2 separate regions of the Homo sapiens genome follow, and region 2 is linked to region 1. A link is an interaction called in ENCODE POLR2A ChIA-PET data of the cell type or tissue named here. Cell type or tissue: PC-3. All regions are shown on one strand.

Region 1 (4,000 bases):
AAACCCCGATTCTACTAAAGAAATACAAAGATTAGCTGGGCATGGTGGTGCACATCTGTATTTCCAGCTACTCAGGAGGCTGAGGCAGAAGAATCACTTGAACCTGGGAGGTGGAGGCTACAGTGAGCCAAGATCGCACCAATGCACTCCAGCCTGGGCGACAGAGTGAGATTCCATCTTAAACAACAACAACAACAATGACAAAAAAAAAAAAAATTGACAATTTTCAGAAATAGAAATATAGAGTAGCTAGAAATAGAATATATGGTTGGGGCGGCAGCTCACTCCTGTAATTCCAGCATCTGGGGACGCTAAGGTGATCCCAGCCTCAAGGAATCCCTTGAGTCCAGGGGTTCGAGGTTATAGTGAGATATAATCACACCACTGCACTCTAGTTGGTGACAGAGCAAGACCCTGTCTCTTATGAACAACAACAAAAAATACAGAATATAGAAAAGAACAGACGTAGTATATATTTCCATAACATGAAGGGTTCATTCATGTTAGTATTTTGTCATATGTATGCTCTATCTTTATTGTATAAAATTTAAAATTATGCAAGTTATATATATATATATTTACACACACACACACACACACACACACACTCCCTTTGTTCCTTCTATACTCCCAGTCCTACCATAATGAAGCACAGTTTTTGAAAGTGCCGACTGACTGCCTGGTATGATTTACTGAGTGATGTTCTTTCTGAACGGGTAGACTGAGGGACCAGCCATCTCCAGATTCATAACTCTCTACCCAAACAAGGTAAATGTTTCATTCAGATGAAGGCCAAACTGACATTTTCTCCATTAATTGGAACAACATTTCTTATGCACCTATTATATGCCAGACATTTTTGAACTGGGAGCAAAACTGTAGCTCCAGGCCTAGACATTAGTTTTTCAAAATGAAAATCCAGGTAGCTGGAGTGAGTTAAGTCAGTCTTCATACTTGAGGTGACGTTCCAGATATGTCTCACAAATGCTAATGGATAACTCACTTCTATTAAAAACAAATCCTAAAAGCGAGGTGTGATGACATGCACCTGTAGTTCCAGCTACTCAGGAGGCTGATGTGGGAGGATCACTTGAGCCCAGGAGTTCCATGTCAGCTTGGATGACATAACAAAAGCCTGTTTCTAATAAAATAAAATAAACCCCAAATCTCATGGTGGCATTGGAATTATTTGCAGACAACTCAGTCCTTTTGGCTTTCAAAGTAGGTCTCAGCAAAGGAAGACGCAAGCTACTGGTTTAGGATTAAACCTGGGGAATCAGACTGGTCTGGACACTTGGTTTGCCAAGAGGCCTGGTAGTGGAGAATTCTGTGACTGGCAAATGCCTAGGAGGCAAAGGAGTGAAAGTCTTGAGTTCTGAGAGAGACAACCTTTGGGTTCCTTAGGCACTAGGCAGTGGCCCAAGGCACTGGGATCTTATGTAAATGGCAGAGCGCCCCAGGAGCTTCAGGTATGCTTATCTGCTCATCTAATGGAGCCAAGGAGACAATCTGTTTAGATAACAGGTTGCAAGAGATAATGGACTCTGCTGGGAATGGCATGTTCCCTCCTGGGGGGTAACCCTTAGATCTTGGAATTTGGCTGAGAGAAGGAGGCAATGCATGGTGCTCCTGCAGAGGTCTGAAAAACAGCTGTGGAGTGCCTCACATGGTTTTCATCATGGCCTGAAAGTGTTCTCTCTCTCCATTGCCCGCCCCACCCCCCAACCCATTTACTCTAAAAGTAAAAATAAATATGTTAAATATTTTGGAACCACCCACTAAATAGTAATTATAGATGGTAGTAACTAATTACACTATTATCTATCACTTTTTAAGTGCTTCTGGATGGCCAGACCCAGTGTCAGGCTGCTCTCATGACCCTGAGAATCCAGAGGAGGGGTCTCCATGTGACACATAAGACTTGCACAGGTAGAGAACTTCATTCTTTCATTCACTTGCCCACTATTCGGGAAATGTTTATTGAGCCTTTTCTATATTCTAAGAAACTGTGCTGGTGCCTCAAAGAGTTCATAATTTCCCACAACAAACAAGGGGAAGTGATATAACTAAAAGTTACTTTGATTTTATTTTATTGAAATTGGTGGAGAAGGATGGCCTCTATACCAGAGAGGAAATGCTGCGGCACTGGGTTTTTAGCACAAGTCAAAAGAAAAAAATCTCCTTAAACAAACTCTGGGGTGGAAGGAGGTGGGATGGGGAATATATGGAGCTAAATGTATTTTTGGAACCTGCAAAGAAGAAAAAAAACAAAACCAAAAAGCCCAACTTAGTACTTCTTTTTCCAGGGTTCTTTCCTTGGTCTGTTTCCTAGCATCTTGTGCTAGCCTCTATCTTAGAACAGTATTTGTAAAATACTTACTTGTCTGTTTCCAACAAACTGCAAACAGATTATAGTCAGACTCCTTGCAGGTAGAGGATATTTTATTTAACTTTTTTTCTCTAGTACCTGAAGCATTTTAAAAAGCTCTTTTAATTTGAATGAAATGAAAAGATGACTGACTGAATGAATAAATGGATGGATGAATAGATGGTTGGAAATCTCTTTTAATTTAAATAAAATGAACGGATGACTGACTGAATGAATACATGAGTGGAAGCATGGATAGATGGATGGATGAATGGATGGATGGATGGATGGATGGATGTATGGATGGATGGATAGATGGATGGATTTCTCTTAGGTGATTCTCCTGTACACATAAGCAGAGACATACAGATTCACACGGAGAACAAAATCACACAGATTTATATATATTCCCAGAGAAACACACATATAAAGACATTGTTCTCATTACCAAAGCCCTCCTTTCTCTTGGCCTAGCCATCTTATGTGGCCACTTCACCCATCCCCATTCATCTTCTAAGCTCAATTCTATCAGCTAAGCCCCCTCCACCACCACCACCACCACCATTCTAACCTCCCTCTCTCAGCTGACACAGGTAACAGTGAGCTGACAAGTTGATCTAACAGTATGCCTAGAACACCAGGGGAGCTTCCAGAAGTCCTGGCTTTTTGGCTCTCTACGGCTCTGGAAGGGATTTGTCCCACCTATGTTGTTCTTATTTGGGGCAATTTTAACCTGGGCAGGAGAAAGGGAGGCAGGCTCCTGGAAGTGATATTCAGATAGGATGAAGATGTGAAGACCACTGAGTTTCCTCAAAGTACAGACCCCTGTTAGGTGTGAAGGAAGCAGAGAGGAACTAACTTTATGGAGTGTCTTTGATGTCCCAAACATTCTGCTAGATGTTTAAGTGAGATGGCTCATCTAATCACCATGAAAATGAAAGTTTCCACAGAGGTGCTATTATTCTCATTTTGCAAATGAGGAAGCTGAGGCTGAGAATGAAAAGGGACTTGGCCAAAGCTAATAGCTAAGAAGTGACTGCCACCGGCTTAGGAACTATTCAGATTCCTGATGCTGAGGCCAACAGACATATTTCATTTCTTCCTTCCAGGCCATATTCTTTCACTGAATATTTACCAAGTGTCTATTAGATATACAAAGTACTGGAAGCCCAAACGTGGGATAGAACCAGTCTTTGTCTTTAAAACATGTATATTAGGCTAGGCACGGTGGCTCACGCCTGTAATCTTAGCACTTTGAGAGGCCAAAGAGGGAAGATCATTTGAGGTCAGGAGTTCAAGACCAGCCTGGCCAACGTGGTGAAACCCTGTCTCTACTAAAAATACAAAAATTAGCCAGGCATGGTGGTGGGTGCCGGTAATCCCAGCTACTCAGAGGCTGAGGCAGGAGAATTGCTTGAGCTCAGGAGGCAGAGGTTGCAGTGAGCCAAGATTTTACCACTGCACTCCAGCCTGAGCGACAGAATGAGACTCTGTCTCAAAAAAAAAAAAAAAGAAAGAAAAAAGTAGGCCGGGAGCGGTGGCTCACATCTGTAATCCCAGCACTTTGGGAGGCCGAGGTGGGTGGATCACAAGGTCAGGAGATCGAGACCATCCTGGCCAACATGGTGAAAC
Region 2 (4,000 bases), 140 kb before region 1:
TCTTTCCAAGGAACTTCGAAATCTTGGCAAATGCTCCGTAATTCCTAGGATACATCGTGTGATCTGGTGGCAGATGAAGAGATGAAAAGTGAAACAAAATAGAGAAGAAAAATAAGCAGAATGCCCAACATGGAAGAGACCCCTTCCAAATGCACAAGGTCACAGCACCATGCAGGAAAGGGAAGGGCCCACAAGCTGCCAGGGGTTCCCGGGGGTGCTGGGAAATCACAGATCATGTTACCAAAGGAGAACTGCTAAATCTTATGACTTTTGTGTTTAGGATCAGCATATGGTCCCCAAATAGTTTGCCCACTAAATTGCCTGAAGAATGTTTTTTCACAGAGGGTCTACTTGGCATTTCACAGGCAGGACATTTCTTTATGACATGAGCCTTGTTTTGCCTATTGAACAACATTTAGTAGCACCCCTAGAATCTGGACACTAAATGCCAAAGGCATGTCCCAGTTATAGTCACAAACCAAAACAACTGTGAACATTTAAAAACACCCACTTAGCAGAGGATTCAGGGGATATGACCTCTTGTTGAGAATTATTTGCAAGTTTTCCATGAAATTACAGATCAAGCTGTCTTTGATGAAAAACTCTGTTGAGGAAGAGTGAAGTGCTTTTCTCAATTGCAACATTTCAAGCCTAGGAGACTGGCTACTGTGTAGGGTGGGAAGTCCTGATGGGAGCTGCCTAATATATGGCTCAAATCTCAAGAATCTGTCCAACATGGTGGTCTGTAGTCATCCTGCCTCTGCAGGGTTGGCCACAGCTCTGGGCTCCCACTTGCTGAACAGTGTTAAAGTTGGACACGTTCTCACCAGTGTTTGGAAATCCCTTACCTATGACAGATATCACTCTCTGGGCTGCCACTTAGTGGCAAGAAGTGTTCTTCTGCCCCTTCCCTGCTAATAGGAAGAAAGACAACCATGGACTTTCTTTTCTTTTCTTTTCTTTTCTTTTGAGACAGGGCCTCCTCTATCTATCACCCAGGTTAGAGTACAGTGGTACAATCATGGCTTACTGCAGCCTCAAACTCCTTGGGCTCAAGGGATCCTTCTGCCTCAGCCTCCTGAATATCTGGGACTACAGGTGCACACCACCATGCCTGGCTTTTTTTTTTTTTTTTTTTTTTTTTGTAGAGATGGGGTTTCACTATGTTGCCTAGGCTGGTCTCAAACTTCTGGGCTCAAGCAATCCTCCAGCCTTGGCCTCCCAAAGTGCTAGGACTATAGGTGTGAGCCATTGCACCCAGGCTAACCACAGAAATTCGTAGTTCAAAAGGACTTTTAGGAGATCACTTACATTTGGGAGCAGTGGTGCACAGAGGGTTAAGTGTTTTGCCAACAGTCACACAGTAAAAACAACCAAAAGAATTTATGTACATAAAGTGCTGTAGCACACAGTCAGTACTTGATAATTATTTCCCACCGGTATTATCATTCCATCATCCAGGAAGTCCAGCCATTGCTTTAAGTGGTATTTCTCTGGAAGGTAGAAACTCTACCTACTCACATCAAGGACAAGGCCACATGGTTTCCTTCAGTGTCCCCCACAGGATGACCATGGAATGAAATCAAGATTCTTGTCCACAAGCCCAGCAGTGCTTGCTGCTCGTGTTGTGGAAGCCCACTGCTTGACAGGCTGAATGCTCCCATTTTCCACATGTACAGTAAAAACACCGAGTGGTGTTTTTACTAGAAATGGAAAGGAAGAAGGCTGCCTAGCTCACAAGCCTTCTAGCAAAACAGTCAGTCAAACCAAAGTTGGGCAGGGGGTAGGTAAGTAAATATTCTGTATTCTCACCTCAGACCAGAGATGGGCTTGAAACTGATTGTAACATGTCTACTCCAAAGAGGTCAAGGGGTGAGGGAAACTCATGTCCAGCATGCTCTCGCATGGACATGGCAAATACAGGATGAAGACAGACAGTGGCTGAGACCACTCCACGTCCCTTGACCCCCAGCACAGATGCCTTCCTCTCCTGCTCCACTTCATCTCATCTCTCAAGTAACTACCCCCCTCCCTTCTCCCCACAAGATCACTGAAGGCTAATCTAGAACTCTTACTTCTAAGCATTAATTCACTCAATATTTTAAAAGTATCCTAAAGAACTGGTCCTTGCCCTGAAGGAGTCGATGATCCAGCAGGAGCATAAAGGCACAGATGACTCATCTTCCACCTCTACACAATAAATGTCATGTGGAAAGTAGACTCATGATCCCCTAGGCATATTCCTTAGGACAACAGTTTCAAGAGATACACTGCCTAAAGAAAGGGTGCCAGGGCCAAATGATCTAATAATTCTGGAAAATGCTGTTACCACCCCCCGCTTTGTAAAGACTGACAGTACAAATTAATGTACTAAAGGCATTAACATGTATTGCAGTGAAAAGCCTTATTAGTGCTGATCAACTCAATCATTCTCAAGCATGTTTGACTACCTAAATTTATCAACATTTCATGGAGACAATATTCCATTGAATGTCATTTGCTGGATTCTAATTGGGGTGATTGGGAATAGGTGTTAAAGAAGATGCTGCATTTTGACTGGGCCCAAAAGATGAGTAGAGTTTCATTAGTCCCAGATGGAGGCAGAATGTGCAATCCACTCATGCAACACACACTCACTGAGTACTTCCTAAAGGTGAGGCCAACCCTTGGCTCTGGGGGGCTGCTACCCTGGTTTCCACTGCAAGGCAGAGTGAAAGGCACTAGAGCACTGATTTGAGAAAGGGCTTCCTATGTTTGGGGAATAGCAAATGCATGGCTAGAGTAAAGCAGGTGTAAAAAGAGACAGAATGAGGAATAAGGCTGAACCAAACAGAAAAAGCATCTATTAGATCAGTTGTTTATCAGGCCACCTGTTACCTGTTAACAGCACTGGCCTAGACAGTGTTAATCATTTCTGTCTGCTGTGGCTAGTGAAGAAACCCTGAGCAAGATCTTCCCTTCTCTAGGCCTCAGTTTCTTTATCTATAAAATGACTGGATTCTCTAAGGCTACTTGCAGCATCCATGTCTCAGTGTTCTGTGATTATAAGATATAAAAAGGCAGCAGCACATACCAGCACTAAAGGACAGGAAGAACTGGGGACAGGAGAATAGCTATTGGTTTAGACATACATCGAAAAATCACCTTGAAGAAAAATGAGCAGAAGAAAAATGAAGCCTATTCCATCTTCAGCTCTCAGGGCCCAGACTCCCTCCACCTGATATCTTAGGATTCTGCTTCTCAAATGGGAAGAATAAACATGGCATAGTTTCCAACAGTCAATTGTGCTCAAAAATGTAAAGAAGAAAATTTGACTCTTGTTCTAAAATCAAGACATATTTTAGACTTAGCATGCAATATTCTCAATGTATTTTAGAGATTTAAAAATGAGGACTTAAAGAAAGATCTGGCTTGTGTGGGCTTTTTGTCTTATGGGTGAGTCCCCTGGGTGCTCATTCACCGTCTCCCAGTGTGAGGAGTATACTTGGAGGGAAAGTTTCACTGGGCATCTCAGAGCTTTAGCCATTTAAATCTTGTAAAGACAGAAGCCTATTTATCCTGACTTAAGCTGTTCTAAAGAGACAGAAACTCACCATTGGACTGGTCTTCTCCATAGTTTTTATGGGATGGTGCATACAAGAACATCAGAGCAAAGACATACAGATTCCACATCCCATAGATGCCTGTGAAAAAGGCACTGTTCACTTGGACTGTGACGCCGCCCCATTTCCAATGGCCTTCCGTTACCTGCGGAGAAAGGATGGTGATATTCAATTGAAACAGAGAAGAAACAGAAGAAACATAACACCAATAAAGGAACCAACCAACATGAAAACCAAGTCTCTTCTACATGTGGGAAACATGAAGGGCCATGTAAGACTCCATCTTTTAATCTGAATCATTTCGGTGTAAATTAAGGTCAACTGAAGGTTCTCTAGCTTTCTGTCAGGCACAGTCAGTGGTCCTTACCTTGCCCACAGATTAGTATCACCTGGGGAGT

The links. ChIA-PET counts read pairs that join two places held together with the same protein. Peaks named below come from ENCODE experiments on the same cell type or tissue, not always from the same donor. Only the 100,000 strongest peaks of a DNase experiment are listed, where the experiment ranks them.
Region 2: POLR2A ChIA-PET joins it to region 1 with 5 read pairs; 5 of 35 experiments call an interaction of 5 or more read pairs at or near these places.

What each region holds. Positions count from the first base shown.
Region 1 is chr1:68,275,102-68,279,101 of GRCh38, forward strand. No RefSeq gene overlaps it. Among named protein-coding and RNA genes, the nearest start is that of WLS, 45 kb to the left of the region's middle. RefSeq lists enhancers at 1,240-1,867, 2,949-3,533. In PC-3, no CTCF peak of the experiment used is centred here; no DNase peak of the experiment used is centred here.
Region 2 is chr1:68,134,187-68,138,186 of GRCh38, forward strand. WLS (Wnt ligand secretion mediator) reads right to left here. Exons shown (of 12, transcript NM_024911.7): 11 at 3,594-3,747. The region is part of intron 8 of GNG12-AS1 (GNG12, DIRAS3 and WLS antisense RNA 1); the gene reads left to right. Among named protein-coding and RNA genes, the nearest start is that of MIR1262, 47 kb to the right of the region's middle. In PC-3, no CTCF peak of the experiment used is centred here; a DNase peak (open chromatin) is centred at 2,205.